Regions from separate parts of the Homo sapiens genome. Here regions 2, 3, 4, 5, 6 and 7 are each linked to region 1. A link is a loop called in an ENCODE intact Hi-C map of the cell type or tissue named here. Cell type or tissue: PC-9. All regions are shown on one strand. Each heading gives the region's core, and the rest is flanking DNA. Links, peaks and the distances in the headings are about the cores only. Region 1 overlaps FRMD4B (FERM domain containing 4B). Region 2 holds the start of LMOD3 (leiomodin 3). Region 3 has its middle 39 kb from the start of LMOD3. Region 4 has its middle 40 kb from the start of FRMD4B. Region 5 has its middle 68 kb from the start of MITF. Region 6 overlaps FRMD4B (FERM domain containing 4B). Region 7 overlaps FRMD4B (FERM domain containing 4B).

What was found. A loop is a pair of places that touch in the nucleus more often than their neighbours do. Peaks named below come from ENCODE experiments on the same cell type or tissue, not always from the same donor. Only the 100,000 strongest peaks of a DNase experiment are listed, where the experiment ranks them.
Region 2: a loop joins it to region 1, with 12 times the contacts of the local background. A loop is called at or near these places in 32 of 110 quality-filtered maps.
Region 3: a loop joins it to region 1, with 11 times the contacts of the local background. A loop is called at or near these places in 103 of 110 quality-filtered maps.
Region 4: a loop joins it to region 1, with 5 times the contacts of the local background. A loop is called at or near these places in 38 of 110 quality-filtered maps.
Region 5: it touches region 1 in a loop (8-fold over the local background); 45 of 110 quality-filtered maps call a loop at or near these places.
Region 6: a loop joins it to region 1, with 5 times the contacts of the local background. A loop is called at or near these places in 100 of 110 quality-filtered maps.
Region 7: a loop joins it to region 1, with 4 times the contacts of the local background. A loop is called at or near these places in 11 of 110 quality-filtered maps.

Annotation. Positions count from the first base shown.
Region 1 is chr3:69,304,051-69,308,630 of GRCh38, forward strand. The region is part of intron 3 of FRMD4B (FERM domain containing 4B); the gene reads right to left. Among named protein-coding and RNA genes, the nearest start is that of FRMD4B, 80 kb to the right of the region's middle. In PC-9, for the core only: CTCF peaks have their summits at 2,464 (motif pointing left) and 2,665; DNase peaks (open chromatin) are centred at 1,221 and 2,511; H3K27ac peaks cover 394 bases.
Region 2 is chr3:69,118,628-69,123,207 of GRCh38, forward strand. LMOD3 (leiomodin 3) reads right to left here and starts at 3,968. Exons shown (of 3, transcript NM_198271.5): 1 at 3,466-3,968; 2 at 72-1,433. The coding sequence starts at 3,759. RefSeq lists an enhancer at 2,823-4,022. In PC-9, for the core only: CTCF peaks have their summits at 2,441 (motif pointing right) and 2,642; a DNase peak (open chromatin) is centred at 2,474.
Region 3 is chr3:69,159,662-69,164,241 of GRCh38, forward strand. No RefSeq gene overlaps it. Among named protein-coding and RNA genes, the nearest start is that of LMOD3, 39 kb to the left of the region's middle. In PC-9, for the core only: CTCF peaks have their summits at 2,099 and 2,301; a DNase peak (open chromatin) is centred at 2,140.
Region 4 is chr3:69,423,607-69,428,186 of GRCh38, forward strand. It overlaps a transcript of FRMD4B not described here. Among named protein-coding and RNA genes, the nearest start is that of FRMD4B, 40 kb to the left of the region's middle. In PC-9, for the core only: a CTCF peak has its summit at 1,864; no DNase peak of the experiment used is centred there.
Region 5 is chr3:69,669,192-69,673,771 of GRCh38, forward strand. No RefSeq gene overlaps it. Among named protein-coding and RNA genes, the nearest start is that of MITF, 68 kb to the right of the region's middle. In PC-9, for the core only: a CTCF peak has its summit at 2,103 (motif pointing left); no DNase peak of the experiment used is centred there.
Region 6 is chr3:69,176,752-69,181,331 of GRCh38, forward strand. It overlaps FRMD4B (FERM domain containing 4B), which reads right to left. Exons shown (of 23, transcript NM_015123.3): 21 at 4,148-4,580. Among named protein-coding and RNA genes, the nearest start is that of LMOD3, 56 kb to the left of the region's middle. In PC-9, for the core only: a CTCF peak has its summit at 2,665; DNase peaks (open chromatin) are centred at 2,240, 2,560 and 2,940; H3K4me3 peaks cover 1,266 bases; H3K27ac peaks cover 3,216 bases.
Region 7 is chr3:69,241,315-69,245,894 of GRCh38, forward strand. The region is part of intron 7 of FRMD4B (FERM domain containing 4B); the gene reads right to left. Among named protein-coding and RNA genes, the nearest start is that of LMOD3, 120 kb to the left of the region's middle. In PC-9, for the core only: no CTCF peak of the experiment used is centred there; a DNase peak (open chromatin) is centred at 1,787; H3K4me3 peaks cover 454 bases; H3K27ac peaks cover 981 bases.

The DNA of each region.
Region 1 (4,580 bases), core at 341-4,340:
AGGAGGCTGAGTTGGGAGGATTGGCTAAAGTGGGAGGATTGCTTGAGCCCAGGAGTTTGAGGCTGCAGTGAGCTATGATTGTGCTACTGCACCCTAGTCTGGACAACAGAGGGATAACTTGTCTCAAAAAAAAAAAAAAAAAAGGCCGGGCACAGTGGCTCATGCCTGTAATCCCAGCACTTTGGCACTTTGGGAGGCCGAGGTGGGCAGATCCCTTGAGGTCAGGAGTTTAAGATCAGCCTGGCCAACATGGTGAAACCCTGTCTCTACTAAACATACAAAAATTCACTGGGCATGGTGGCGGGTGCCTCTAATCCCAGCTACTTGGGAGGCTGAGGCAGGAGAATCACTTGAAGCCAGAAGGCGGAGGTTGCAGTGAGCCGAGGTCATGCCACTACACTCCAGCTTGCACGACAGAGCAAGATTCTATCTCAAAAAAAAAAAAAAAAAAAAAACAGTACAGGGCTGAATACTCTCTGAGTGCCACTTCTGTATATATATTATGGGCTTACTGAGATTTAAGCACGTACTTGTTTATTTTATTTACTCAAGAGCCTCACCAAGTTCATAAACAGTTCTCTCTAGATTTTGACCACTGAGGGATCAAAAGGATTGATGACACTGGGGCTCAGAACTGTTTACGTGCCTTTTCCGAGCTTGTCCAACTAGTCCATCCATTTTAGGCTGTAAATTCCCAGAGGGCATAGACCCTCTTTTACTTGCTTACATAAAATTCAATCTAAGAACATGCTGATGGTGGTGGGATAGCGTGTCAAAATGTAATAAAATATATAATGGGCCAGAAGACATTTTCAAACCTATTTTGGTCCTTGAGTAAAAAATTAAAAAACAAAATCAGAAAATTCAAAGCTGTATTCATTATAAGTAGACAGGAAAAATGAGCATAAATAATAATATGAGTAGTAGTAATAATAACAATAGCTAGTCTCTATCGAGTAATGACTCTGTGCCAACCAAGCTGGAACTCTTTATACATTAAAGCTATATTTTACAATAAGCCAGTGAGGAAAGTGCTAGAGCTGGGATTTGAATCCAGGGCTTCCTTTCTTCTTCCCTCCACCCACCACCCTACCCAGTGGACTTGTATATAAAAGTACCCGGGACTTTCAGTACTGGAGAAAATGAGACTAGAGGGTTGAATCAGCTTTTATAATGACTTCTGACTCAGTCTCTGATACTCAGCAGGTTAAATGCCGGAAAGAGTGTGTCTTTGTTTCCATAGTTACAAGACAAGGCTTCTGATACCTGTTTCCAGCTTTCCTTGCAAGAATATTATAAAGATAAATAAGCTGATTAAGTAACACAAGGGAAGGTCCTTAGAACTACTGCTTTTGTGTGTAAAACAAAATAAGATAGGAGACTGACGTTAAGAGAGTCTTACACTCTATTTCATCAAGTTTAGGATGCCACTGATATAAAGACACATCCCAATTTCACAGACGTTTAAATGTGTGTCTTAAAATACATAACATATTTGATAGTATCAGATCTCAAAAGTTTTCTTAGGAAAGATGCATCATTTTAAAAGCAAAATAGGCTAGACATGGTGGCTCACACCTGTAATCTCAGCATTTCAGGAGGTTGAGGCAGGAGGATCACTGGAGCCCAGGAGTTCAAGGCTACAGTGAGCTATGATCATGCCACTGCACTCCAGCCTGGGAAACAGAGAGAGACCCTGTCTCTGAAAATAAATTGAAAGCATAATGTATATTTGTATGAACTTGCATGGAATGGTGTCTATGAATGAATGAAGCAAGTTGTACAATAGCATATACAGCATAAACCAATTATGTTAACCACAGATGCACATTCAAAACACTATTAAATATTGATGAACATTTTTAGATATATTTCTGGAGAGTCACACAGCAGCTTGCTAGTACTGGTTACCTCTGTGGAAGAAACTACAGTTGCAGTGGGAAAGTAATCAAAAGGGACTGGACTCAACCATGACATTAAAGAAGATATTCATGCATATATTATAAGAAATAGTTTTTTAAAAGGATAAATTACAAATTAGATTTTAAAAAATCCACCCACAATCTCATCAATAGGAAAAAGTCTAGAAGAATTTTTTAAAAAATGCCCATAATTCTACCACTGAAATATAAAGGTTACTTATTGCTTATAACTTGCTTTTGTCAAATTTTCCCATCAGCAAATATAATAGATCTAACCAATATCTTAAAAAGACAATCATATCTACCCCTCTCAGGAGTGCAGACCAACCACAAAGCAAGTTTTATTTTTGGCTAGAATTGCATCAACAGAAGGCCCATTGTCACAGTCCCATTGGAAGGGACAGTGATCAAAAGTCACAGTTGTGTTGTAAAGTCTATCTGTTATTTCTTGGTAAACAAAGCTTATTTAGCAAAGCCTTTCAAAACATGAGAAGGCAAAACAAAAAGTGAAATGGGTGAAGAGATGGAACCACTACGGTGACCTGAAGGACTGGTGCCTCAGGAGGGCCGTGACTGCCCTCTAGGGGTGAAAGACTAACTTTGCACACAGAGCTGCGCAAGGCCCTAACAAGCGTAATCTCAGAAATGCTATCCCTCTCCCAGTAACGTGACCTTGAATCTGTGGTTGTTGGTCATCATCACTGCTTTTATTGCGTAATTGCCATCTATTTTTCCGTTTCTCCTCTTGGCCTGTGGATGAGTTGTAGACAGTAGCTACTTTCATTGACAAAATGTTCCTTTCAGCTTTACCAAAGACAAAAGACGCATGTGGCATCTAGGCTGGAAAATAAACTCAGACGGCATCCTGGGAGGGCCCTCACTCAGTGGTTTTACGGGGGCGAAGGGAGGCAGGAGGAAAGTGCTGAAAGAAAATACTTTCCAAAAATATTTACCAAAGAAAAAGAACTAGGCTTGTGACCAAGACATTCCAAGGAGACACCCTTAGACATAAGCAATATTCCAGGCCCGCTCCCCAGAAAGGTAGAAATGGCCAATTTCCACCCCCTCAACAGCCCCGCTCATACTTCTTCTGAAAATAAACACGACTAGAGCCAGGAGACACCTCCCCAAACTGGTCATAATTCAAAAAGAGACTCTGCCGTCACTTGCCGGGGAGTGCACAGAGGACATTGTGGAGCCGGGGTTCTTGGAAAGACCATGACTATAGTTACCTCCTTTGGTTGAACCAAAGGAGGTAACTGGGAAAAAGGCTGTGTGAACCATTCTTCTCCCAGCGTAGTTTTGAGAAAGAAATCTCAGGGCAGACAACAAGAAGGGTGGCCCAAATAACTGAAGGAAGTCATTCCCATTATTCCTTTTCTTTTCCTTTTTGGACAGTGTCTCGCTTTGTCACCCAGGCTGGAGTGGCACAATCTCGGTTCACTGCAACCTCCACCTCCTGGGTTTAAGTGATCCTCATGCCTCAGGTGCCTGAGTAGCTGGGATTACAGGCGCCCACCACCACGCCCAGCTAATTTTTGTATTTTTAGTAAGACGGGGTTTTGCCGTGTTGCCCAGGCTGGTCACAAACTCCTGACCTCAGGTGATCCACCCTCCTCAGCCTCCAAAGTGTTGAGATTACAGGCGTGAGCCACCACACCCGGCCTACTATTTCTTTTCTTTCCGAAGAGAAGGTCTTACAGTCTGAACCCCTTACTTACGCACTGTCTGGTTTATATTCAACTGAGCTTGGAGCTTTTCCTGAAGCCTCCCATGTGGCCAGGACCCTCTTTTCCAGTCTGCCACAAACCTTGCAGTCTGAGGGACCTCTGACACTGCAAGTCAAAGCCGCATTCCTCCTCCCTATAACATCCTTCCATGGACTGGGTGTGCCTCCTCCATCTGTGTGACTAACAAGGCTCACCTATGATCTTGTCCCCACGATCAGGCCAACGTCTTCACCCTTGGGCAAATGTACCTTGTTCGTTGCCATGTTCATGCATTTGCCCACAAAATAACTCTTGCCTAGGATGTCACCTCTCATCTCCCCTCCCATCTATTTAAAGTCTACCTTACCTGCAAGATCCAATTTTAGTTACTCGTCTGTGTGACGCCTGCTCCAGTCCTCCTTCAGTTTCCTTCTTAACACTCCCTTACTGCAGTACATTGGGATGACAGCTCCCTTTTATTGTGGGCCGGTGCTATATGCTCTGCCTACCTTACCTGATTTAATAGTATTGAATACTAGTACCCTATTACAGGTGCCTTATGTAGTACATACTATATAAGGCACTGTTATTATGTCCAGCGTACAGATGAGAAAACTTGAGTGTCAGAGATGTTAAGTAACTGTTCTAAGGTCACACAGCTAGCTATCAAGATTCTCTGATACCTGCTCCTACCTCCCTCTCAACCCTCCTCCTGTACCACTTTCCCTCTTAATCTCTGTACTCTCATCACACTGGCTTTTTTTTTTTTTGTTTGGGACAGGATCTCACTCTGTCACTTGGGCTGGAGTGCAGTGGTGAGATCATGGCTCACTGCAACCTCCACTTTCTGGGCTCATGCAATCCTCCCACCTAAGCCTCCCGAGGAGCTGGGACTACAGGTGTGCACCATCATGCCCCCTTAATGTTTTTGCATTTTTAGTAGAGATGG
Region 2 (4,580 bases), core at 197-4,196, 190 kb before region 1:
AGAGGGAATAAAGTTGGGATGCATTTACTATGGAGGGTGCTCAGTCACCATTTCTCCCTCCTTCTACTTACAGGTTTAAGATAGGCGACACTGCTGTGACGAATGTCGTTTAGCAGCTGATCTCTGGGAGTGATTTCCACCAATGGGGGTGGCCTGTTTCTCGGCACTGGCTTGAGCGTTTTGATGACATCTTTGAGGTTGGTTTTCTCGGGTGGTTCTCTGGCTTCCGGCATCCGAGATTTGCGCTGGATTCTCTTCAGCTTCACCACCCGGAAGGAGTCAGGGTCTGTCCTGTACTTCGGGGCCTGCGATGGCTTTTTCATCATTTCACTGCGTTGACTAAAGGGGACATTTTGGGGGTTGGGAGGCCGAGGTGGCGGTGGCTGGAAGAATTCCTGCATTCTGGAATCTGGCTTGGGTCCTCCCAACAGCTCCCACATCCCAGGGGGCAGCCCCAACCCATTCTCTAACATGGCTATCAGCTTCTTCTGTTCCTTGAGTTGCTGCTGTTTTTGCTCTTCCTGTCGTTTCTGCCTTTGTTTATCCTGATTCCTGGTGAGCAGATTAGTGACCACCATTCTGGGACCCGGAAGCTCAAAATGGTAGCCCATCTTCAGGAGAGTGTTGTTTGCCTTCAAAAGCCTGGCTATTTCCATTTCAGCATGGTGACCCAACATGTGCCTCTGATTGTGAAACCGAAGCTCAGTTAGCGTCTCATTAAACTGGAGACACCTCATGATGGCCACAATCCCTTTACCTGTGATGAAATTGGACTCGATGTTGAGAGTGGTGATGCTTCTATTTTCACGCAACATGTTAGCCAAGGCAAATGCTACATTCTCATCTGCACCCACATTGGCTAAACTGAATGTTTTGATGTGCTTGTTTTTCTTCATTGCATTGACAAAGTCCAGTAACATTTCTTTGGGGATGTTTTCAATGTTGTTCAGGTTGAGTTCCTTCATGTCAGGATCATTTTTCCTAACTCTCCTCAAGCTCCCATCCAGGTCTGTCTGGTTTCCTGAAGGCCTTGTACTTACCTTCAAAAAGCTGGTGTCTAGAGCTAACTTCTTAGGATCTAATTTCGATATTTTTTTCTCACTTTGTTCTTGGGCCTCTGGTCTGTCTCTCTGTTCTTTGAATGCTTTGTCAGTTACCTGCTGGCAGTTGTTCTCACAATTTCTAATTTGTTCCTTTGCTTTGCCTTCCTCTTCTCTGTTCGTTTCTTCACTCTCTTCACCATCATCTTCTCCTTCGTCGTCATCATCATCATCTTCTTCTTCTTCATCTTCTTCATCTGTTTCTTGGATATTGCTGCTGCCCTTTGATTCTCTTTTATTTGCAACTATTTCATTATTGAGCTTTTCTTTTAAATACTGGGCCATATTTTTATTACGTTTTTCTATTTCTTCATGCTCTTCTTGAGTCTTTTCCTACAAGAGAGGTTTATGAGGGTTAGAATACATAGCAGAGAAGAAATATGAAGTGGAGCATCAGCTAGTGGAGATAATAAAAATGCTTATTTAAAAGAGCTGGTTGCTATTTTAAATAATCCTTATTTAAATAGCTGATTGCTAAAAATGGGTGGTTATTCTATCCCATAAATTAAAATGAGTATTAAAAGGAAACCTTATTAATTTTAATATTCTGTACTTTTTAATGGTGTTTAATTTCAGAAGCAGTTAAAAATTGTTTTGAAAACCTCATAGAATTGTTCATCGATACACTGAAGCTTTGATTTTGTATCTACCAAATAGGCATCTAGTACCCAACAGTCCTGAGTTAGGGCAATAATTTCCTTATTATTCCAATATATTATAAATGTGATACTATAAATATATTAGAATAAGGAAATTATTGCCCTAAAATTAACATCCCTACAATGTCTACTAATCTAGTATAGAATGTACATGAACTTCCTCTGAGAACATAACATAATGTATGGGAAATTAGATACGTTTGACATTTTGGAATATATATATATTTAAAAACCTCAATTTTGATTTTGAATATATATATATACATATATATATTTAAAACCTCAATTTTGATTCTATTTTTTCAGTTCTTTGACAACTGCCATGATACTCTGTCTAGGACAAGTTTACTATCCCAGTTTCTTGTGAAAGAAAGTGCCTAGGAACCAGGGCCAGCTGTAAGATGAAACAGGATTATGCAGACATTGAGAAATAATTGCTTAGTCTGGGAAATAAAATGGGCCTTTTATCAATAATATGTATTAGATTCTTGCACATCAATTATAATGCTTTTCTATGCAACTTGTGGGCCTCATAGATATCATTTTGAAAGCCAGTATAGCAAGTTGAGACACAGGTTCATTTGAGCAAAAATTTCATGCTCATAACATAGGTCAGAAGAGACAGTGACAAGTCACCTTAACCACCTGAAGTCTTCACCACTGCATTTCTCACCTTGACCAGAAGGGGGAGCCAACCATCAAGCTGTTCAAGTTATACCAGAGGAAGGAAAAACATGTTGCAAGTACTCGTTTTTACCCCCTGAAACTGGCATTCACATAGAATTGGCTTTTCATCCATTGATCTCCAGTTGTAAAAAATCTGCAAATTGTACCTTGAACTCTAACCTGATCAATCCAGCTGTTTCTTTTCTTAATCTTAGCACATGTTTAAACTCTACTGACTGTAAAACCAATTGACAACTTTCCTTAATTACAGCCAGCTTCAGAGTAATTTAACAAGATGTATCTTTGTAAACAGGCATAACCTAAAGAGACTTTACCTAGGAGGCATCTCTGTCCTCTTTTTGTTAAGTCATTTTCAAGTGGAACATAAAAAAAAAAATTATGCTCATGCACAGTAAGTTTGCAGAGTTAACAATTCTAGCTTTCAGGTTTTAGAAAGTGAAGAACTAGCTTCAAAACCACTTAATAGCCATCGATTTCTAAATGTCATCACTGACAGCCAATACATAGTAATAATATAAGACATTTTCTGGTTATTCGACTTGGTTTAATTGCAGGTTGTGTGGCCAGACTTCAGGAGGACTGAAATGTTTGACACTGTGTGCGAAACACTGCGTATGTTTGGATGTGCCAGAGAGACAGAGGCTACAGAGCTGTCATTACTTTCTCAAAGGGGCCTGCAATAAAAAAGAAAGAGAGAGGTAAGGACAACTGCCTCTGGGTTATGAGTTAAGTCACTAAGTATCGTGGCAATAGAACACAGGCTTTCTGACACAGCAAACCCGACAGCAATTTTTAAAAAGAGACATTTGCAAGAAATTACCCAATTTTCCCCTTGTAAATATAAATGTGTTTCAGAAAGTTCCAGTCGGAGTAGGATTAAATATTATGGTTTAATCTAGATATGGCAAAAACAAAGCAGAACCAAACCCTGGAGTCTTGAGAAATCACAGTTACAACAGAGAGACCTAACAGCCCATCCCAGGCAGCCATTTCTCGGTTGTACACAAATCTCTGGTTACCTCGGATTTCACAAAGGTGACAGGAACTCGTTCCTCTTCCAGCATGCGCCTGGATGCCTTTTCCCAATACATATAATCAACAAGAGATTTATGATTGAAGTTTCCTGTCGGTGGCTTGTCAGTTTGATCTTTCTGAATCATTCCCACGGGAAGGCTGGGGTCAGGGGCCATGACTTCCATTTCCGACTGCAGTTCTTTCAGTTCTTCAGCAGACAAGTTGGCCAAGATTTCATCTTCATTAATCTCCTCATCGAGAAGTTCTTCTTGATCTGAATTTCTGCTGTGCTCTGACATTATTTTTTCTAAATATTATTTTACTAGAAAAGAAGAATAATCAAAGATGATTTTTAAAAAGAAGGAAAAAAGCCTCAAGAAGGTCCCCCAGTTAACGAGTGTCCCAAGTTAACACACCCTTGAGATATTTTTTTTTTTTTCCCAGGAACCTCAGTGGTTTGCTGAGCAGCTAGGAGTGATCACAGCTAAGCTCTTGCCGGATCTATATTAAGCAGGGCTTGGCTGGATGGGGTCAATTTATGGAACAACTATGCTGCTCTCTTTTTGGCAACTTGAGTCAGCTGCGCAAATCCATCTGACATTTCAGTACAGCTGCTATGTTTGCCAGAGACTAGCAGAGACTACAGAATCTCTGCAGGAATAAAATTAATTATCTTCCTATATGCCATCATATTGCCATACACAAATTCATGCAGCTCATACATACATACCCCAATACTCCAGGGGATTCCACTTGTTTTTATTTAAATATTAAAGCAACTTACAATATTTCAGAAGGGAAATCCAACCAGCAACCTGAGTTGTTTCTGAAGTAAAGAATTCACTTGAAGGTAGAAATCAAGCTCTTAGGGTCTGCCTCTTCCCTACAAGGTGAGTGTGGAAGCAAATAAAGTGGTGCACAGTGGAACAGAGGTCTTGCTATGTCACTCATCCTCTGTGTAAGCCGAACCTTTGCAAGATGTCCTGTTTGCATCTAGATCCTGTGATCTAACAGATGGGGACAACCAGCACTTGGATTTCCACTATAAGTGAGTTTAATATTTTAAATTATTTGCTTTTCTTATTAAGTATCCATTAAGCCAATATCAATGAAAATGGCT
Region 3 (4,580 bases), core at 223-4,222, 140 kb before region 1:
CATTTTACTCTTTTATCAATAAACATTACTAGAATGCGATGCATTTGAATCCATGCTTTTTTCCAAGGAAAACCTTCATTCTATCTTCTGCTTCCTGATATCGAAGCTGGATCTTATTACAAGGGTAGGATGCACCATGGAAAGCATGCCTAATTTTTTTGTTCGTTAGTCTTTTTGAGATGGAGTTTCACTCTTGTTGCCCAGGCTGGAGTGCAATGGTGCGATCCCCGCTCACTGCAAACTCCGTCTCCTGGGTTTAAGCAATTCTCCTGCCTCAGCCTCCCGAGTAGCTGGGATTACACGCATGTACCACCATGTCCTGCTAATTTTGTATTTTTAGTAGAGATGGGGTTTCCCCATGTTGGTCAGGCTGGTCTCGAACTCCTGACCTCAGGTGATCCGCCCACCTCGGCCTCCCATAGTGCTGGGATTACAGGTGTGAGCCATCACACCCAGCCCATGCCTAAACTTTTTAAACTACAGAAGGAAAGCTGATCTTCATCAGTTAGATCTCTGCATTATGCAGACTGACCACTGTGTTATTATATATAACATGGTGAAAAACACTGTTACATATGGCTTGTTGATAGCCCCACCTCAGTAATTTAGTTAAGCTTTAGATAGTCTGTTAACCACAAAGGCAGCATTTGATGTCAGGTCAAAAATCAGATCCAACTATGATTTTGTGGTTGATAGTTCAGAGAATGCTCTACAACAAAGGAATTGAGAATGCAGTGTGACGATATCTTTCTAACATTTAATTCAGGGAAAATGTCATCGCCAGCACAGCTTAACATTAACTGGGCATTTTAAATTTTTATCTGCTCACCTGGCAAATCTAATTACAGCACTGGTAAAATTACACCCTGGAATAGAAAAACTGTAGCCTAAGTCACATGGTGAAGGACAGGTATGTGTGAGAGAGAAAGGGGAAAGAATGAGCTTTAGAATTATTCTGATTTGGGCTTGATTTCTGACCCTCTACTTGATCATGTGACCTTGGGCAGTGTGTCTGAGCAGTTCCTCCAGGCTTGCTTTCCCCCTCCCATCTGTAAAATGGGCGTCTATTTTACAGATGGGAGAAAGATATCTCCTCTGGTTATTTAAGATGAAGTGTTAACTCAGTGCAGTGCAGTTCTGAGTCATATTGGAGTCTGACGCAAAAGGAAAAATCGGTAATACTGAACTCGTATTTATATAAAATTTTGACTTTTTTCAATTTTATTTATTTTTGAGACAAGATCTGGCTCTATCACCCAGGCTGGGGTGCAGTGGCACGATTTCGGCTGACTACAGCCTCAACCTCCCAGGCTCAAGTGATCCTCCCCCAGCATCCTGAGTAGCTGGGATCATACGCGCACATCACCACACCCAGCTAAATTTTGTGTTTTTTTTTGTAGAGACGGGGTTTCACCATGTTGCCCAGGCCGATCTCAAACTCCTACACTCAAGCAATTCACTCACCTCAGCCTCCCATAGTGCTGGGATTACAGGTGTGAGCTACTGTGCTGGGGTGACATTTTTTTAATCATGGGAAAAAATTGCGTGAAGTTGGATTTTTTCAAAAGACTGCATTGAAATATTATTTATCTTGTCAACCACGTTTTCGGGTGCGCTCTTAAAATTTGCACTTCGGCAGGTACCTCACTCATTTAACCCTAAGCCTGGCCTTGGCACTCAATGACTGTTAAATATTAATATTTAATGTTTGTATTTAATTTAATTAATATTTAAATGAAACAATGTTAAATGTTATTAACCCTCTTATATTCCATTTCCTTGTAGTATCCCATTAGAAACAATAAGGACAACAAACATTTATAAGGGCTCACTTTGTCCCAGGCACTGTGCTAAGCTCCTGAAGTACATCATTTTGTTGAATCCTTAAAATTTTAGGAGATTGTTACGATTATTTCCACTTTATAAAAAGTGACATTTTTAAAAATTTAAGCTACTTCCCCTAGAAGACATAGCTAGTAAATGGAGTTGATGGGCATTAGAAATTAAGTTTTGTTTGCTTTTTTCTGCAGGGCTGCTGAAACTTGTTTGTACACCTCGTGTTGAATTAAAGTATGAATTCAGACTCAGCAACTCCTGCCTGCATTAACCCAGATAGGCCTCTAGGTGTCCTCATTGACCAAGCTCCAGAATTCTAGGCCAGAGAAAAACTACTTTTAGAAAAGGGTTTCTCAAATAGTTGTGTGACATGGAAGTGCACATTTATGAGAAATATAGCAGCGTTGAGTGTCCGTGTGAGATGGTGATCATGACTCTAAAATAAAATAAATCTGCTTGCTTATGTGATTTTCTCTATGAATATTCAGCTCCTTGGCTACAGGTTGATCGCTGGATTTTAATACAGTCCTAAAGGACTGAGATTTTGATTGGCTGCAAATAGATTTGATGGATGGATGGATTCTTGACCAATGTTATGTAGATGTGATGGAACCCAAATGTTTGTTTTAAGAACCTTTAAAACTGTGCCCACTTAGTCCAAATTGTAACAGATTTCTAAATAAATAAAAAGAAGAAAGAAAAGGTTTTCTCAGGCGTTTTTCAGGTTTCTCAGGTTTTCTCAAGAGTTTGAGTTTTCTTAAACTCTTTCAGGGGAGTTTCTATATATTCTGTGCATGATTACAGACCAAACTGGGCCTGTCCTAGAAGGTTTTCAGTCTGAAGAAAGCTCTGGGATCAAGCAGGGCCAACTTCTCTGTGGATGGGAAGGATATGACACCCATTTGCTCAGCCTACAATCTCCAAGGGTGTGGGGTTTCTCAAACATCTATTATTGTGCTACTTACTCCTGAGCAGGGGCCTGGCAACTAGGTTTCCTGGGTGTCTTGAATCTACAGGACATGTCCTGTTTTAATGATTTTGCTTGGTGTCCTGTATGGATTTTTTTTCCAGGATGCCTTAAATGTCCTATATTCAGCTTTTTAAAAAATTAAGTTACAAAAATTTGGTGGTTAGAGCTATTTTTCAAATTTAATTGGCCTCCGGTATTTGCATTTGTTAAATCTGACCGTCCTACTGGCTGGCTTGTTTGCATTCATATGAACATAGAAAAGGTAGGGACCTGTCTTTGAGCCAGCAGCAGGGCTGTCCTAGGACAAGCCTCAAGTGCTTGTCCTAGTCCTGACTAAGCAGAAGAGCTGTAGCTGAACTGTTAGGAAAATGCCTTAATCAGTTTGATTCCTCAGGTTAGACCTGTGTGAAACCTCCCTGCACAGTGGACTCCAGAGTGGAACAAATTCATGCTTTACAAAGTTTCTGTCTTATACATTTGTGAATTGGAATCCAGGCCTGTGTACCTTCTAGCTATGTAACTTGGGCAAACTACTTAACCTTCTTGAGCTTCTGTTTGGAATTAATAATTGCAAACTTGCTGTGAGGATTAAACAAGAAAAAAGTGGCCGGGCATGGTGGCTCACACCTGTAATCACAGCACTTTGGGAGGTCAAGGTGGGAGGATCACTTGAGGTCAGGAGTTCGAGACAAGCCTGGCCAACATGATGAGACCCCGTCACTACTAAAAATACAAAAATTAGCCAGGTATGGTGGTGCATGTATGTAATTCCAGCTACTCGGGAAGCTGAAGTGGAAGTATCACTTGAACCCAGGAGGCAGAGGTTGCAGTGAGCCAAGATTGTGCCACTGCACTCCAGCCTGGGCAACAGAGCAAGCCTCTGTCTCAAAAAATAAATAAATAAAAATAAAATAAAACTAAATAAATAAATAAGAAAAAAGTGTTCCCAGTACCTACAGCAGTGCCTGAGACGTGAATCAGCCCTCAACAATGATGAGTTAGTTTAGTATTGTCATTTCAGTGGCTAAACTAAGGCAGTGCAAATCCTCCAAACATCATCTTAATATTCAACAACATCTTCTGACTTTTCTCCCTCAGGAAATAGTTTATATCATGAAATACCTTCTAGAGACTTGATGTTATGCTGAGCTGGTTAGGTGCATTATCTTGTTCAGCCCACACAATATCCTTGTGAGATATGTACTAGAGAGGAAACTGAGGCCCAGGGAGGTCAGGAAACTTCCCATAGTTCATATAAGCAGCCAGTAGAAAGGCCAGGAAATATTCCAAGCACAGCAGTCTGTCTCCAGGTCTGCATGACTTCAAAGCCTACACATTTAACCACTATTTTATAAAGATGGGGATGTCTGCTTAGACACCCACTATCAGATCCCTGAAAGGCTTCTTCCATCATAATTGAAGGGCTACTGGAAATGCCCTTCCCAGTCTTGGACTGTCAGTATTCTTGATGATATATTTCTCATCATTGCTTTCCAATCCTTAATCTTTCCTTTTTTCTTTTTAGAGACAGGGTTTTACTTTGTCACCGAGGCTGACGTGCAGTGGTGTGATCATAGCTCACTGTAACCTTGAATCCCTGGGCTCCGGTGATCTTCCCATTTCAGCCTCCAGAGTATTTTGGACTACAGGGGCATGCCACCACTCCCAACTCCTTTTTATTGTTTTGTAGAGACAGGATCTTGCTATAGTGCCCAGGCTGGTCTCAAACTCCTGGCCTAAAGCGATCTTCCTGCCTTGGCCTCCCAGAGTGTTG
Region 4 (4,580 bases), core at 276-4,275, 120 kb after region 1:
AAGCTTAATCACCCGTGTCAGAATGATAGGAGATAGGGCCTCTGGGACATGATTAGGTCATGAGAACACAGTCCTCATGAACGGGATTAGTGCCCTCATGAAAGAGGCCCCAGAGAGCTGCCTTACCCCTTCTACCAAGTGAAGACACAATGAGAAGGTGCCATTTATGAACCAGAAAGTGGACCCTTATCAGGGTCTACCAAATCAAGTGGACTGTCAAGTGGTATTAGCAGGACCCTCATCCATTGACACTGAATGGCCTGGTGTCTTCATGGTGAATTTCCCAGGCTCCAGAACTGTGAGAAATACATTTCTGTTGTTTATAAGCTACCCAGCTTATGGTATTTCGTAACAGCAGCCCAAATGGACAAAGTTCCTAAGTGGAAGGCAGCTGCAATGTCCTTGTTAAAAAAAAATAATGTCTTAGATAAGCTTCATTCAAACATGAATTATAGTACTTTTGATATGAGTTCAATGTTAATGAATCAACTACATATATTAAATAATGTGTCTTTAAACAGAAACACACTTAAAACAAGGTTATGTACTGACTGGCTGATGAGAATGTTGTGACGAGGTTTATAGCAGCATAACTTATTTCCCCCTAGGTGTGATGTTTCAGTATTTGCTAATTTGGTGTTCATGATGCCTTTACTGAATATAACTACCTCAAATAATGAGAACTGACTGTATACTGACACTAAAAGGACAAGGTCTCACTCTGTCACCCAGGCTGGAGTGCAGTGGTGTGATCATGGCTCACTGCAGCATCGAACTCCTGGACTCAAGCGATCTTCCCGCTTTGGCCTCCCAAAGAGATAGGATTACAGGTGAAAGCCACAGCACAGCCAGGATTGTATTATTAAGGCACATGTGCCTTAGTCTGTCACTTCTGAGTGGTTTCTCTCTTAGCTTACTAATATAAGAAGCAAATCCACAGACAAAGAGGGATGGGAATAAGCAATTTTCATAAGAAACACAAACAGCCAATAAATATACAAAAATCCTTCACTGATAGTCGGAAATAAATATTAAACAAATGAGATATTTTTTCTCCTATTAGATTGGCAGAAACAGAATTACTTTTATAAGACAAAAGAATTGAGGTAAGATATATGTTGACTACCTTAAATCCCAATATGGGATTTAAATAAAAAAGCAACTTCTTTAAAAATTCAAAGATGAATTTAAAATTTGCTTAGGAAGGTAATTCTGAAGCTGATTTCAAGAGGCAAAGCTAAAATAATGAATGTAAGATTCTAAATAACAAGTTATATAGATGTAATATAGAAAAATCACAGGTGCTGTTGACCTTATCTTTAGCCTTTGGTAATTAGGACTTGAACTATAACAGCCTTTTATTTCTACCTACCCGCAACCCTCTGCTTTTATGTACTTTACCTCTGCTTACTTCTCTGCAGCCAGACAGTGACTTAGGCAAATAGGAAGGTAGGTGATGTGCTATTAGTGTTTTAAAAGGCTTTCATCTCTTCCATGGTTTTTCATGGTGTTATTATCTCTTATCAGTAGTTAATTTATATAGTATTTCCATGATGCCTTCTTAACAATATCCAGTGTATTAGCGTCACCTCCTTCTTACACAGTAAATTCATTTCAACACTGCATTGGCCAGAAAGGACATGCAGTAAATGTTAATCAATTCTATTGCCATAAGAAACGTGCATGGAGTTAAAGTTCACAAGAAACAGAAGCTAGAGAACTAACAGCAAAGTGGAACTTGCTGCTCATTAGTTCACGAACACACTCCCCAAAAGTGAAGAGAGACACTCTCACCTGAAACTAGTGCTAGAAGTAGTTATCCTGTTCACACAGCACACCCTACTGCCCATGGGGGAAAGTTCACTTCCAATGCACAACTGAGAAATTAAATATGGACCCTGCTGGCCAGCCTCCACCTAAATCTCATCTCTAATCGATCTGCAATTCAATAACATGCATGTCTTCTTTTGCCCCTACCTTTCGTGATGGCTTCAGCTGAAACATAAAAGGGCTTTAAAAGATTAATAGTTCCATCTTGATGCCAGGTGAAGTAAATTCCCAATTCATTCAATCCTCACTGTGATGTTTTGCACTTGGTACAAAGTAGATGCACAATAATGTTTTATAAAAGCACCACAATAAGATAGGTATTATTTTTATCTTTTTTTTCAGAAGACTTAAAAGGATTAATTAGTAACTCTCCAAAGATCCCAAAGCCCAAGTAAGTGGGGGAGCCAAGAGTTGAACCTCATCTAACTCCAGAGCGTATGCTTAATGACTACACTATATTACCCTCTTATTCTTTAATGCTAAAATAAGCTTTCAGCATTAAAAAGAAATGAACCGTCAGGTGATAATTAGTTTCAAAGTCTACCATAACAGGTTAGGCCTTTTAATAGCTTTAATACCACAGCTTTTGCTAAAGATTGATCAAGAACACAGGCCATTTCCTAAATACCTCACACAAAGGCAACTCTAAGCAAGTGCTAATTTTAAAACAGGGCATATGCCATGTTATCAATAGGAATCCAAAGTTAAACAACAGAATGGGCTAAGTGTGGAGCTTCTGGCATATGCTGGGATGTAACAGCCCTTCTCTTTAAATCAGGTGTTGCACCCATATAGTTTGCTAAGGATAAGGTATGAATAAGGAAATGCTGGGGCTGTAATGAATAGGTTTTCATTATTGTGGATTTGAAACAAACTTTTAAAAGCGTGTGTGTGTGTGTGTGTGTGCATGTGTGTGTGTTGGGTAAAGGATTACGGAGATTAACATTCAAAAGACAGTCAACAGAGAATAGTCCAGAAGTGGAAGGAATTTACGACTTAGCCTTAGAGTTTTCTCACGTTAATACCAACCTATTGGTAATGCCTGCCTGGAGCCCTGTTTCAGGAAGTATTGTGAGACCCGTTCTGAGTTCTACAAAGAAAGGGTGCTGTGTTGATTAATAATGTCTGTCCTGGCAGAGGAAAGGAGGGGAGCATATTAACTGCATAGTTGCTTTTCTTAGGACTAGAAGATTCACAGGAGTGCCATATTTGTTCATTACCACAGAGCTATCTCAGAGCTGCCAGCTAGGACTGAGAGGAAAGATCACACTGCAGACCCAGGATATTTAAATCAGAAAATAATTTTAACCGTGAAAACACAGGGTCTATGGGATTTATCCTCAGATGTAATAAGATAAGCCCACAGATGCGCTTAGGGGCTGAGATGACAGAAAGGCCACTTGGCTGAGAAACAGGAGGGAAAAAGAGCCAAGCAATATGGCTGAGAATTTGTTCTCCATACTGGTACAACAGAGCTTGGTAGATTTGCTATTTCTTTGGCTCAGCCTCATAGATTTTGGAAATGTGACTATTTATAGGGATTCTTATTTTTTTATTTCTTTCACTCATCCCTTAAAAGTTTTAAGCAAAGTCTACTTGAAAAATGTCAGCCTGTCTCAGGTGTGCTGAGAGAAAATTAAGTTTTGTCAGTGTTTAGTCAGAATATAAAAGGAGGGGAAAACTGACCTCTGGTGGTAAATTTGGAAAATCCCTAATACAAAGATTTCCAAAAAGTGATCCAGGAAGCATTAACCCCTCAATATTTTCTGTGGGAGAAGGGCTCTGTGGTAAAAATAACTCTGGGAAACAATTACATACTATATAAATATAATATATATTTATATGTTATATAATATATTTATAATATATTGTTATATATTACTTAATATACCTGTTTTTTTGGCAACTCATTGTGTTTAAGCCCTTAAGAATTCCTGCAGAAGAGAAACTATTTAATGCCTTTTAATTCAGCATTTTCTAAATCTGTTTGAATATAAACATGAAATATATTTTTAAAATTAACCTAACATTTTGGGAGACATGAACCTTAGGGAGAAGAATATAAGATCACGTTTTCCCCGTCCAATATGGAGAATTCCTTTCAGAGCTCTTCTCTGATAAAACCTTAGAACACTTGTGTTTTTACACGTAGCCTTCCCTTCCTTGTTCTCCTCCATGACTGTGTTTAGTAAGAAGCTAGGTAAATGTTTTTTTTTTTTTTTTTTTTTTTTTTTTTTGAGACAGATTCTTACTCTGTCACCCAGGTTGGAGTGCAGTGGCTCCATCTCGGCTCACTGCAAAATCCAACTCCCAGGCTCAAGCAATTCTCCTGCCTCAGCCTCCCAAGTAGCTGGGATTACAGGCATGTGCCACCACGCCCAGCTAATTTTTGTATTTTTAGTAGAGACTGGGTTTCACCATGTTGGCCAGGCTGGTCTCGAACTCCTGACCTCGAGTGATCTGCCCACCTCGGCCTCCCAAAATGCTGGGATTACAGGCGGCGTGAGCCACCACGCCCAGCCAAGAAGCTAGGTAAATGTTAAAGAATAATTTCCCAGTTAGAGACAAATCATTTACATATTTCAAGTTAACAAGCATCTACTGAAGAAAAGCTAGTAGCTGTATCAGTGCACTCAAGCTTTTCAGTTGTAACTATGCAGTAGAAATCTTAAAAAGGCCAACATAGTTTATAGATGACTCTTCTAATACAGAAGCTCTTCAGAGCTGGGAGTTGGTAAAACAGTGGCTCA
Region 5 (4,580 bases), core at 288-4,287, 370 kb after region 1:
AGGAGAGGAAATTATATAAGGTATGGAGCATTGGGAGTCACTGTGAGGCGTGTCTGTCACTGTACATTTTCTAAAATCCTGAATGGGACATTGTTTTCTTTGGCAGAGCTAATGGTTGCATTCCAGTTAATCCAGTTATTTCTTTAGTCATTTGTATCAACAGATACATTCTAGTTTTGTTTTTTTTTAAACGTGCCCTCTTTCTGAATCTATCGTATCTCTTTGACTAGATTTTAAAACTAAAAGGTAAGGATAACATCTCTGTGTATTCTTCATAGCTACTAGTGTGGATCTCAAAGTAGGCTTTTACTAAATGGTTGTTGCACACATGAATGAAGCTTTTGGCCTATGTTAGTTCACCCCTTCCAAGCTGAGTGATCTCTGGCAAATTGTTTAATTATTGTAAATCTCAGTTTCTTTAACTATAAAATGGGAATAATCATACTCCATGAAGAAATCTTGTAAAAGAGTAATTTGAACACTGTCACTCCTCTGTCCTCTGCTTTAAATCTTCAATGTCTCCCCATGCACTTGTAGTTGGTTCAGATTCCTCAATTTTGGCCTCTAGGCCCTACATGATCTGGCCTCTGCCCCTCTCTCTAACCCCATCTCCTGTCACTGTCACCCACTCAATAGGGTGGGCCACAGAGAACCCCTTAACTTGCCTAATTATCCCCAGTTCCTTCCTGCCTTGGTGCCTTTGCATTTGCTGTTCCTCAGCCTAGAATGTTCTTCTCCCAGATCATATCACCAATTTCTCATTCTTTTTTTTTTTTTTTGAAACAAGTTCTTGCTCTGTCGTCCAGGCTGGAGTGCAATTGCTAGATCATGGCTCACTGTACCCTTGACCTCCCTGGGTCAAGTGATCCTCCCAAGTAGCTGGGACCACAGGCATGCGCCACCATGTCCAGCTAATTTTTGGTAGAGTCTGGGTTTTGCCCTGTTGCCCAGGCTGGTCTCGAACTCCTAGGCTCAAGCAATCTGCCTGCCTTCACCTCCCAAAGTGCTGGGATTACACCACATCTGGCCATTTCTCTTTCGCATTATCATTCAGGATTCACCTCAGAAGTCAACAACTCTAAAAGGCTCAGCCAGACCACCTCCATTTGCCTGTGCAATTCATTACCCTTCTTTATTTTCTTTATAACAATGATCACTTCTGAAACTTGTACTATTTGTATATATGTTTCTTGTGTGCCTGTCCTTGCCAGAATGCAAGCTTCATAGAGGCAAGGACTTGGCTTCCTTTCCACTGGATCCTCAATTCCTAGCACAGGACCTGAGATATTTGTTAAATAAAATAGTGTTATTTTGTAATATATATGTAAATATATGTATATATTATGTATAAAAGCACAGTTCATGAGACATAATTTAAAATAGACAGACATATAAACAGAAGGTGGTATGAAAAATAAGTAGGAATAGTTTTATATTCAGGATAAGTAAAACTGGGGTTCTAGCCAGAACTGGTAAACTCTAAATTTCTTCTTCTAACCACTTGAATATTTTTTTCGTTGATCAGTACTCGGTTATCAGGAAAGGAAGATACCAGGCAAATAGATTGTAATTTAGTGCCTGGCACACATGAATAAAAGCAAAATCTAATGATATTGGAAATTCATGAGGCAAAAAGAAGTGATGAATCACCACCGTTCCATCCATAATTTTTTTTTTTTAAGAGATAGGGTCTCCCTATGGTGCCCACTGGTCTCGAACTATTGGCCTTAAGCAATCTGCCTGCTTTGGCCTACCGAAGTGCTTAGATTACAAGTGTGAGCCACCACACCCGGTCATTTTTTTTAATGATTTTTAGTGATGCAAATTCATTTCTATTACCTTAATCTATAATTATGATTGATTTATTGAAATAAACCCACTGGGATTTTTAGAAAAGCAATTCAAAATAATCATTTAATTTTGCTTTTCCAAAGGACTGAAACAATTAGTGTCAGCTGCAGTGTGCACTTATAAGAAGTGAAGAGTGCCTATATTTTTGCATATATTTGCTATGGCTTTTGAAAACAACTTTTGGGAAGATGGATGAGGGGAAGGAAGGTAGAAACTAGCAAAACTCTTTGTCAGACATTGCCATCTGCTGGTATATTCCCAAAATGCAACCCTGGACTCATTTCTTGTCAAAAATATAATTTAGGTGTTCCAAATTCCTCTGTTATTCAAATTCATGTAAAATCTGGGATTCAGATTCAAATTATGTTTGAAAATTAATGTATTATAAGTAAAATTTCAAGGTATTAGAACAACTGAATGAACGGTTTCTCTATTGTGCTGAAAAAATTCCAATTCCAGATTTTTAAAAAATCCTCATTAAAAAAGATCATCGTTATCGTTTAATCGTCTGCATGGGAATAAAGCAGCAAATTAAAGAGCCTGGAGCTCTACCCTCTCTGCAGTTTACTAGATTAGGGCTAAATTAGCTTAATTTGCTTGGTCAAGTGCCCATCACAGCACTCTCCCTTCACTCCATGTGGAGCTAATAAGAACTGACAAGTCTAAAATATGAGACTTGCCTTTGCTCAGCACTAACCCAGAGCCTGATGCTGACCATAGCCTTTAGTGTGTCCTAGTCTGCATCTACTGCAGACATGGTCGGCAGCAGCACAGGACTTGGCTGGTGTTCAGGCCACAGAGAACTGTGAAGGGAGCTGACTGTTCCTGTGATGATGGGTCACAGCACAACAGCAAAGGGAGTTGACTGTTCCTGTGATGATGGGTCCACAGATGGGGAGGCAAAGCCGGGAATTGTACCTGATGGCCATGCTGGCTGCCCTTCTATGGGATAAGCCCCAGCCAAACGGGTTGGCGTGAATATTCTGGACTGGACTTTTCCCGATTTCAGATCTTCCCTGAGTTGGAAAGCAAATGCACTTTCCCCAGGGTTAATGGGGTTTTACTAACAGCTGTGATGATCTTCCTTAAAGTTAGCATCCTGCAGTCTTTACAAGAGCTTGCTTTCTATTTTAATTTAAGTGTGTGTGGGTTTCAATTGACTGTCACCGCTTGGGATGCCATAGGGTGTTCGATGGAGTCTACTTAAACAGATGTGAGTTCCAACATACCTAGCTCCTTATCAGTTAGGTGACCCCATGCAAGCTACTGATGGTGGTGACCCTGAGTTTTGTACTCAAGATTTAACTTCAAGTTCATATATAACCTCATGTGTGGACTTAGGAAGTTCATGAACACCCCCTTGAAAGTATATGGGTTGTGTATGAGTTTGTATCATGTGGTTATACACATTTTTGTTCCTAAGGCATCCCTAAGCTTTCATCAGATTTCTAAAGTGGCCTATAACTTCTCTCCATGCTCCCAAAAAGTTCAGACTTTCTGTGATTCTGCTATTAAATGATGATACTAATGGCATAGAATTCACAGGGGTTGTTGTGAGGATAATTTAAAGTGGGTAAAAAATCACAGGCAGTGTGCCTGATACCTGTAAATATTAGTTTAGATGAGGGTATCAGAGCAGAGGTCAAAACTATTACTAAACTTAAGAGCCACAGTAAGTGTAATTTGGACTTGCTGTGAATGAACTTATTGGGAATCACTTAATGACTAGCAGCACCCTTGTGACCCACTGCAGTGTAATTCCTTCAATTGGTCTGATGATGTTATTGGTATTATCCTCACTGGGCCTGATTTTCCTGAAGGGAACTGAGCTGTGTGACCTTCGATGAGTTCAGATTTTTACCAACAATCTTCGATTATCAAAAGCAGAAGAAAATGCTTCTGTGTGAAATCAAAGGCTTTCAGGTAAATATAAGGGTTTAGAGAGTACATCTTCTATTATGTACTTAGTGAGGAAATTAGATAATGTTAAGGTAGATGCTTGATAAACATTCATTCCCATTCACTATTTTTTTATTTTTTATTATTTATTTATTTTATTTTTTAACACAAGGTCTCATTCTGTTGCCCGGGCTAGAGTGCAGTGGCACAATCTCAGCTCACTGCACCCTCCACCTCCTGGGCTCAAGCAATCCTCCTGCCTCAGCCCCCCAAGTAGCTGGGACTACAGGTGTGAACCACTACACCCAGCTAATTTTTGTGTTTTTTGTAGAGACAGGGTTTCACCATGTTGCCCAGGATAGCCTTGAACTCATGAGCTCAAAAGCGATCTGCCCGCCTTGGCCTCCCAAAGTGCTGGGATTACAGTCATGAGCCACCATGCCTGGCCCTCATTCTCTATTTAGGAAAAATGGTTTCATAAGAGAAATCCAGCCCCTACTAAATTTATCAAGTTTTATTTGATGGCTAATGTTGAAAATTCTGTTTCATTACTCAGGGAAAGCAAGTATTAAGGAGTGAAAAAGGCATTGACTTGGAAATCCAAAACACCTGATTTTAAGTTTCATTTACTAGGGATGATCTTGAGATATGGTTTTGGAGAAGACTCCAATTCTTCATCTATGAAATGTGGATTTTAAATTCCACATTATTAAAAGAGTCACTGAAATAACCAAGCACGTGGGAATACTCAACAGATGGCAACTAGATATGTGAAGTAAGAGAGTTCCTGCCCTCACAGCACTCACAATCTTGAGAGAGGAGAAAGGAAT
Region 6 (4,580 bases), core at 216-4,215, 130 kb before region 1:
AGAGGAGAAATTTAAGAGGGTTTGAAATAACAGAGTTCCTATTCCAATTTAGTGACTTCCTGGCTATGTGACCTTAGGCAAGTAGTTTATCCTCTTTAAGCCTCAGTTTCCTCATCTATAGAGTAGGGATAATAATATTAATATATTCTGTATAGGTATGATGCCAGGATTAAATAAGGTAATTATGAAAATCTTTAGCACTGTACTTGATACAAAGTACTCAGTAAATAACTATTAATATTATTATTGAGAATAAGATTAATTGAAAGATAAATTTGTCAATTCAAAAAATAATCTAGGTTGGGGCCAGGTGTGGTGGCTCATGCCTGTAATCCAAGCACTTTGGGAAGCCGAGGCGGGAGGACCACTTGAAGCTAAGAGTTCAAGACCAGCCTGGCCAACATGGTGAAACCCTGTCTCTACCAAAAAATACAAAAATTAGCTGGGCATGGTGGCGCATGCCTATAATCCCAGCCACTCAGGAGGCTGAGACAGGAGAAATACTTGAGCCCATGAAGTTTAAGTTGCAGTGAACCAACATCACACCACTGCACTCCAGCCTTGGTGACAGAGTGAGGCTCTGTCTCAAAATAAATAAATAAATAAAAATAATTTCAGGTCAGCTCAGTGGCACAAGCCTGTAATCCCAACACTTTGGGAAGTCAAGGTGGGAGTAACGCTTGAGCCCAGGAGTTCAAGGCTAGCCTCAGCAACATGGCAAAACCCCATCTCTGCAAAAAATACAAAAATTAGCCTGGCATGGTGGTGCACACCTGTAGTCCCAGCAACTTGGGAAGCTGAGGTGGGAGGATCACTCAAGCCTTGGAAGTCAAGGCTACAGTGAGCCATGTTTGCACCACTGCACTACAGCCTGGGCCACCAAGTGAGATCCTATCCCAAGAAAGAAAATAATAATAACACATAAATAATTTTTAAAATAACTGAAAAGACAAGCAAGAAAACAATTCTCATATATTGCGAGAATCTTCCCATTCACGCTATGGTGTTATAAAGGTAAGGTGATGAGTCTGGGTTTGTCAGAGGCCTTGGAGGAAATGTGTTCCATAAGTTGACTTATTGAGACTTGACTATTCCTCAGCCAAAGACAACACTGGCCGCTAGCAAGATCAAGGCTATTTTTTGTCTTAAAAAAAAGTGTGTATGTGTTGGGGTGTGGATTGGGGGAAGAGGCGAGGTGGTAAGTAGCACAGGAAGGAATTCAGGAAGAAGGGATTTAGTTCTACAGAGGAACTGAACTGGAACAAGACAAGGACATAATTTGGGAGCGAAGCCCAACAAATGCCTCATCACTGGGCGTTTGTTGTCCTCTCTATAAAACCAGTTCTGCTCCACGCCTAGGATGGACAAGATAACCACACGCCATGATACTCGTTCAAGACTCAAAAACCAGCACTGCCCTTTTTCCATTTCCTGTTTCTGGCTTCAGACCTACTCCTCTTCTCTCTCATACACACAAAGTGCCTGTGATCACTATGGGACAAACGCATTTCAAAACTCATCTGTGGCCCTGGATGTCATGAGGTGTTGACTAACAGATGTAACACTCTGAGTTTGAGCTTCCAAGCCATTTCCAAACTGAAATCAGAGGCTCTAAGCCTTGGTGGTTAAGATGTTAGAGCTGTGGGGCTGGGTGTGATGGCTCATGGTTGTAATCCCAGCACTTTGGGAGGCTGAGGTGGGAAGATCACTTGCAGCTAGGGCTTAGAGGCCAGCCTGGGAAACAGAGCCCAGTCTCTACAAAAAAATAAAATTAGCCAGGCATGGTGGTGTGTACTTGTAGTCCTAGCTACTTGGGAGGCTGAGGAGGGAGGATCGCGTTGAGCCAAGGAGTTTGAGACTGAGTGAGGTATAATAGTATCACTGCACTCCAATGTGGGTGACAGACTGAGACTGTCTCTTTAAAAAAGAAAAAAAAAAAAAAAAGGAGCTGAGCTAGGACAGAATCCCCAGAATCCCCATCCCACCACTTAGTAGCTTTGGAACTTGGGTTATTTAAACTCTGTAGCCAGAGTTGCCTAAGCTGCAAAATTAGGATGATAACAATAAGCATAACAATAGCAATCACTATATAGAACTGTTGCATACATTAAATAGGAGAGTGCATGTAATGTTCTGAATGTGCATGGCATCTAGTAAGCTGCCAACAAATGGTAGTTGTCATTACTAAAACTGAGTCACCGAGAGATCCTTCAGGTGGCTGGAAGGGACTACAATGCCAGGACTAATCTGGCAAATAACTGGAAATTTATCACTCCATGAGAATGACGCCTGCCTGTTGTAATACATTTCTGCAGTTTTAAAGTGGAGACAGAAATGAGGGGAATTCCAGCAGGGAATTCTGGGAGTACTGATTCCACCCCTGTAGTTCTTTAAAGAGTGATGCCTTTTGGTCTGTGGGGCCACATCTTGCTGGTGTCAGCAAGGCTCACACCAGGTCTGAAACAGGAAGCTTTACCTCCATTTCACCTTTACTAAGCTAGCAGCCAGGAATGTTGAGTTTCCTCAGTTAACACCTGCTTCCCCCAGGCACCACCCCAGCCCTGTGCCGTAGTGACCATCCACATGCATCTCAGCCCTCCTTGTTTGGTCTTTCCCTTGTAGTACTCTGTCTGTTCTGCCCAGGTTTGACCTGTGAAAGTTTCTCACATCTTGAACTTTAAGAGGAAGAAAGGTGTTTTCTAGGTCAGAGCCATAAATAAGAAATAATTACCGAAGCCCTTTCATATGTTAGATGTGGTAATAGATGGGACAGCCCTAGTGGAAGTCCAAAGTCCTGCACAAATAGGAGAGAACTTGAACCCAAATAGAAATCTCCATGGAAACGCCTCATCAACAAGTACATGAAACTTTTAAAGGTGTAGTTTTCACTTGACTATTATACAATGACTCAGGAATCCTTATACTATGTCTCACTAAGGTGTCATGTTAATAAGGGAGAAGGTGAGACTCATGACCTACAGGTTTTCTGGCAGTTTGAGAATTCATTCATTTCTTAGCGTTTTAAAATTGCTTAATTTTTAAACATTCCTCTGGCTGCTGACTCTGAGCTCATCGTGGCCAGGAACTAGTTCAACAATGGGTCCTCCACATCTTGAATGTGGCTGCTCATTTGCTGAATAAATAAAACCATACACAGAGCCTCCCCTATCTTCTATTTCTCTACTTAAAGTACCTAGTACAACTGGGAGTAGGCAGGAAGTCCTCCACAAATGTTAGCAGAGTTAGGGGCCAAAGTCAACATCAAGAGTATAAAGGAAACATCTCTAATCAAAATTATCTTTGAAAATCCCTTAAGTCAACCACAACATAGGTATATATGAATACTGAATTACAATATGCATGGCCAGGCACTGCGGCTCTCACATGTAATCCCAACACTTTGGGAGGCCAAGGCAGGAGGGTTGCTTGAGGCCAGGAGTTTGAGACCAGCCTGGGCAACATAGCAAGACCCAACCTAAGCCTCCTTGTTTCTACAAAAAAAAAAAAAAAAAAAAAAAAGCAAATTACTTAGAACAGTGCTTAATCAATGCCAGCTCCTATAAGGATTCTTACGAGCCTTATGCAGGCACTTGCCTAAGTACCTGCATAATCCCAGGCTTGCATTCAAAGCAGTCCTTAGATGATCAATCTTGGTGGTGAACCAGGAGGGATGTATAATTCTAATGTTTTCTGCTTACCTGAGGGTTTATTCTTTTAAAATATCAAGCCTCAATGACGTGAACACATTTAAGAGATGTGCCTGTCAACGTAAATCCTAAAAAGACAAAGCAAGTGAAACCCCTAACACATCCCAGCCTAGGCGACAGAGTGAGACTCCTTCTCAAAAACAAAAAACAAAAAACAAAAAAAAACCCTAAAACAGGGCAGCACAGAGAGTAAATGCTCAATCAATGTTTGCTGGATTTGAATCTACAATTTGCTTCATTAGACTCATGTGTACTGAGTTCTTTGGAGAGCTGGAAAGAACTGTTTTTAAGTTGGAAATTCTTATTGTGGGGTTCCACCGAATGGTTGCCCCACTTTTGACCCTGAGTACTGGTCTCATGATCCGTGAGGCGGTTTTAGGTGGGCAGGAAACACGATGTAAATAAAATCCAGGTGTTGCGTGTTTTTACAGTATTCTCACCTGAAGAGTACGAGGATGCACGACTGCTTGGAGAACAAGGTACTTGCAGCCCCGCAAACCCCAGGCATCTCTGTGATCCCCTGTCTGAGTCAAAGCTGGTCTGCGGGCTGTGTCCCTGATCCTTCTGCCCAGAGGCCCGCTGGTACCAGCCACGCAAGTGCTCGGCAACTAAGGCCTTGTGGATGTTTTTGGTGATGTGCTCCGATTTTGCAGCAGCCTTCCTTGGCAGCCGGAGAGTTGCATATGGGTTATGGGGTACCCGGTCGACCTCATCTTCGTGAAAGGATCTGCTGTAGTCCCTCTGGCGCTCATATCCATAGTGGGCTGAGGACCGGTAGGAAGGGTTGACACTATACTGTCCCTCGGTGTCATTCTCATAGACATAACCACCACTGTAATAAAAGTCACACTCTGCATAGGGTGTGTACCCGGC
Region 7 (4,580 bases), core at 195-4,194, 63 kb before region 1:
GAAATAAGAGTGGAAAATGCTGCTTATGTGTCCCCTTCTGGGAGATTCATAGCGCTCATGAGCAGATTGAAAACTTAGCCAAGAGAACTTGGGAAACTTTGTTTAACTTTTAACCAAGTATTGTAGAGAGGAAAATCACTTCTCAAGAGTTTTCACAAAAGTGTTTTGTTGATTCATCAAAGGCCCGACCTGAAATAAGACAAAAACGTTTCATTTCTGTCAAGTAAGCCTTCTTTATTCTGCTGGCCAGGAAGGTAATGATTCTAACAAATTTGTGTTGGGATACAAAAAAAGAAACTGGTTGGGTGCAGTCGCTCACACCTGTAATCCCAGCACTCTTGGGAAGCCGAGGCTGACAGATTTTCTGAGATTCAGGCGCTTGAGACCAGTCTGGCCAACAAGGTAAAACCCCGTCTCTACTAAAAATTAAAAAATTAGCCAGGCATGGTGGCTAATTTCAAGAAGAATTGCTTGAACCCAGGAGGCGGAGTTTGCAGTGAGCTGCGATTGCACCACTGCACTCCAGCCTGGGCAACACAGCGAGGATCCATCTCAAAAAAACAAAACAAAACAAAACAAAACAAAAAAACCCCCAAAAAACAAAAAAGGAAACCTCTAACAGTGGTAAAATGCATGTGGTTTGGAGCCCTAATTTGCCACTCTCTAGCTATGTGACCTAAATAGTAAGCTACTTAACAGCTACAAATCTCAGTTTTCCTATCTATAACATGGGGACAATGACAGTGCCATCAAAGGGTTGCTGTGAGGATTAAACATATTAATAATAGTAACGATGGCAAATATTGTTTATTGAGACAAAGAAATGGTTCCAGAGAGGCTAGGCAAACTACCCACAGGTACATAACAAGTGGCTGGGCCTGGATTTGAACCCAGGCAGTTAAATTCCAAAACTCCTCTCTTCACTACAGCCTTCCCATTGATTCCAGTGGGTACTCAGCATAGCGCCTTGCCCATGGGAGATGATATTTTTATTATTATCATTGACGGTAAAGACTCTGGAAATGAAATTAGATTTTAGAGCTTTAAGTGCTCCAGAGGTGTAATAACTAAGGGGCAAATTTCTTGAAAGTGTTTTTATCCTCCCTTCCTTAACTACTCTCCAGGGCATCCAAAGAAATTCCTTTCCCATGGGAAATAGCTGCATTTTTTTTTTTTTTTTTTTTTTTTTTTTTTTTTTTTTTTTTTTTTGTAGCACAGCTGTAACTTGTGAATATTCCCTTCCCACTTGAAGCTGGGTGTTAATATACTCTCATTCTGACCCAGCACTGAATTGCAAAATGTAGTCACTCACTTTTTCTTACAAGTAGAAGCACCCTAATCACATAGTTACTTGGTAATTTTCACCTCTCAAAATCTTAGGAAAAAAAAAAAAAGGCCGGGCTCGTTGCTCACCTGTAATCTGTAATCCCAGCACTTTGGGAGGCCGAGGATGGTGGATCATGAGGTCAGGAGTTCAACACCAGCCTGGCCAACATGGTGAAACCCCGTCTCTACTAAAAAATACAAAAATTAGCCGGGCGTGGTGGTGGGCACATGTAATCCCAGTTACTCGGGAGGCTGAGGCAGGAGAATCGCTTGAACCCGGATAGCAGAGGGTGCAGTGAGCCGAGATCGCACTACTGCACTCCAGCCTGGGCAACGAGAGTGAAACTCTGTCTCAAAAAAAAAAAAAAAAAAGCTTTGCTTTTACAAACTCATTTGTGGCTGGCAGCTGGGTGATAAAGCCTTGCCTCCTTGCCGTGTCAGCTTTCAGGAATTCTCTGTTTGTCTGTGTTGTGTTACCCAAGTAGCCTGTTATCTTTGCGGTTTAAGGGCTGACTTGGAAATTCAGACTGTCATCTATTTAAAGAAAATGGAAGTCCCCACTCCACTATTTTAATTAACTTTCAGAGAGCAGGGTTTCCTACTGGTTATGATAATGTTAACTTAAAATACTCTGAAGGGAACACGGCAGGAAACAAAATAAAAAGGGAGGATTGCTGTTTTTAAAGGTATTCTAGGAAGAAGAGTTTGAACAAAGCCATGAAGGCAGATAGCATGGGCCATGCGGAGAAAAAATGAAGAGAGGCATGAGCAGATACTAAGGAGTATGCACAGCAGAGAATGGGAGACTAAATGTGTAATGCCAACCAAATATGGCCTTGAATGCCAGGTTGTGCTGGTGTTGGTGGGCAGGTGTCTGTGTGCAATGAGAAATTAAGAGATTTTTAGAAATAAACAATGATCAAATCTATGTCGTAGGAAGGTAGCTGGAAGTTACGCACAGGCAGTAGTGTGTGGTGGAATCAGAACAGATCTGAGAACTCACCAGCAATGTAACAATCTCTTTGGGCTTAAATTTTACATTTATTACTTTGTTCAATGGAGATAATAGCTAATGTGGTAAGACTGAATGAAATCAGACATGTACATTTAAAATAATGCTGTAGGCCAGGTACGGTGGCTCACGCTTGTAATCCCAGCACTTTGGGAGGCCTAGACGGGCAGATCACCTGAGGCCAGGAGTTCGAGACCAGCCTGGCCAACGTGGTGAAACCCCGTCTCTACTAAAAACACAAACAATAGCTGGGCATGGTGGTGCTCATCTGTAATTCCAGCTACTTGGGAGGCTGAGGTAGGAGAATTGCTTGAACCCGGGAGGCGGAGGTTGCTGTGAGCAACCTCACACCACTGCACTCTAGCCTGGGCGACAGAGTGAGATTCCATCTCAAAAAATAATATATAAAATAACACTGTAATACCCAATTATTAGCTCAACACATAATTCACACACACACACTTTTACAGTCAGGCTGAGTGGGAAGGAATGAGGGCTGAGAAAGTTGCGGTGCTGATCAGCAGAAGGAAATCTGTCTGACAGGTGGGAAAAAGATGGGAAAGGAAAGGGGAAATCCTCAGACAGCATGCAAGAGAGAATGGAGCTGTAATTCAAAGGGAGACAATGGAAGAGGAGCTGGTTTGGAGGCTGGGCTGTTGGTGAGGTCAGCTTCGGAAATGCTGAATTCAAGAAAGAGGTGGATATTCACAAGGAGTGGACCAGAGCAGCCTTAAGAATTAGGTGGTCAGTCATTGTTTTTACTGAAAAAGCCACTTTGCCTAGGAAGGTATTTGGGGACATATTTTGGTCAATGTTTGTTTGTTTATCATGTTTTTTGAGACACAGTCTCAATGCCTGTAGTCCCAGCTGCTTGGGAGGTTGAAGCAGGAGAATCTCTTGAACCCAGGAGGTGGAGGTTGCAGTGAGCCAAGATGGCACCATTGCACTTCAGCCTGGGCGACAGAGCGAGACTCTGTTTAAACAAAAATCCCAGCATTTTGGGAGGCTGACGTGGGCGGATCACTGAGGTCAAGAGTCTGAGACCAGCCTGGACAACATGGTGAAAACTTGTCTCTACTAAAAATACAAAAATTAGCCGGGCATGGTTGTATGTGCCTGTAATCCCAGTTACTTGGGAGGCTGAGGCAGGAGAACTGCTTGAACCCAGGAGGTGGAGGTTGCAATGAGCTGCACTCCAGTCTGGATAACAGAGCAAGACTAAAAATAAATACACACAGATGTTCATCACAGCATTATTTATATTAGCTTTATGGGGAAAAAAAGCTAATATAAATAAGGCCATGATGAACATCTTTTTTCCCATTATTTATATGGGAAACAAGTAATATTTGTAACAATAGGGGAGTCCATCATGTCCATCAATTTGGTAAAATAAGATGGATTACAGGAACTGTTTTAAATACTTTACAAATGCAATATTAATTCATTTAATCCTCACAGCAATCCTATGGAGTGTGTATTATAATTGTAAGTCCCATTTTACAGATGAGGAAACTGAGGCTTGGAGATTTTAAGTAATTTGTTCAAGATTACACAGGTAATAAGTAGCCAAGCTGGCATTTGAATCAGGCTGTCTGGTTCCACAGTCTTTGCTCTAACCACTACAACATTGCCTCATGGTATTTTATTTTGCCTGACTTTCTTTGTGTGTGTGTGTGTGTGTGTGTGTGTGTGTGTGTGTTTTTAGACAGAGTCTTGCTCTGTTGCCCAGGCTGGAGTGCAGTGGAACGATCTCTAGCTCAGTGCAAACCTCCACCTCCACCTCCAGGTTCAAGCGATTCTTGTGTCTCAGCCTCCTCAGGAGCTGTTATTACAGATGTGTGCTGCCATGCACAGATAACTTTTGTATTTTTAGTAGAGACAAGGTTTTGCCATGTTGGCCAGGCTAGTCTCAAACTCCTGGCCTCGAGTGATCCGCCTATCTCGGCCTCCTAAAATGCTGGGATTACAGAAGTGAGCCATTGCACCTGGCCTTGGCTGATTTTCTTTTCTTTTTTTTTTTTTTTTTGTGACAGAGTCCCACTCTGTCATCCAGGATGGAGTGCAGTGGCACCACCTTGGCTCACTGCAACCTCCACCTCCTGGGTTCAAGCAATTATCTCGCTTCAGCCTTCCAAGTAGCTGGGACTACAGGCGTCTGCGAACGTGCCAGGCTAATTTGTTTTTTTTTTTTTTTTTTTTTTGAGACAGTTTCACTCTTGTTGCCCAGGCTGGAGTGCAA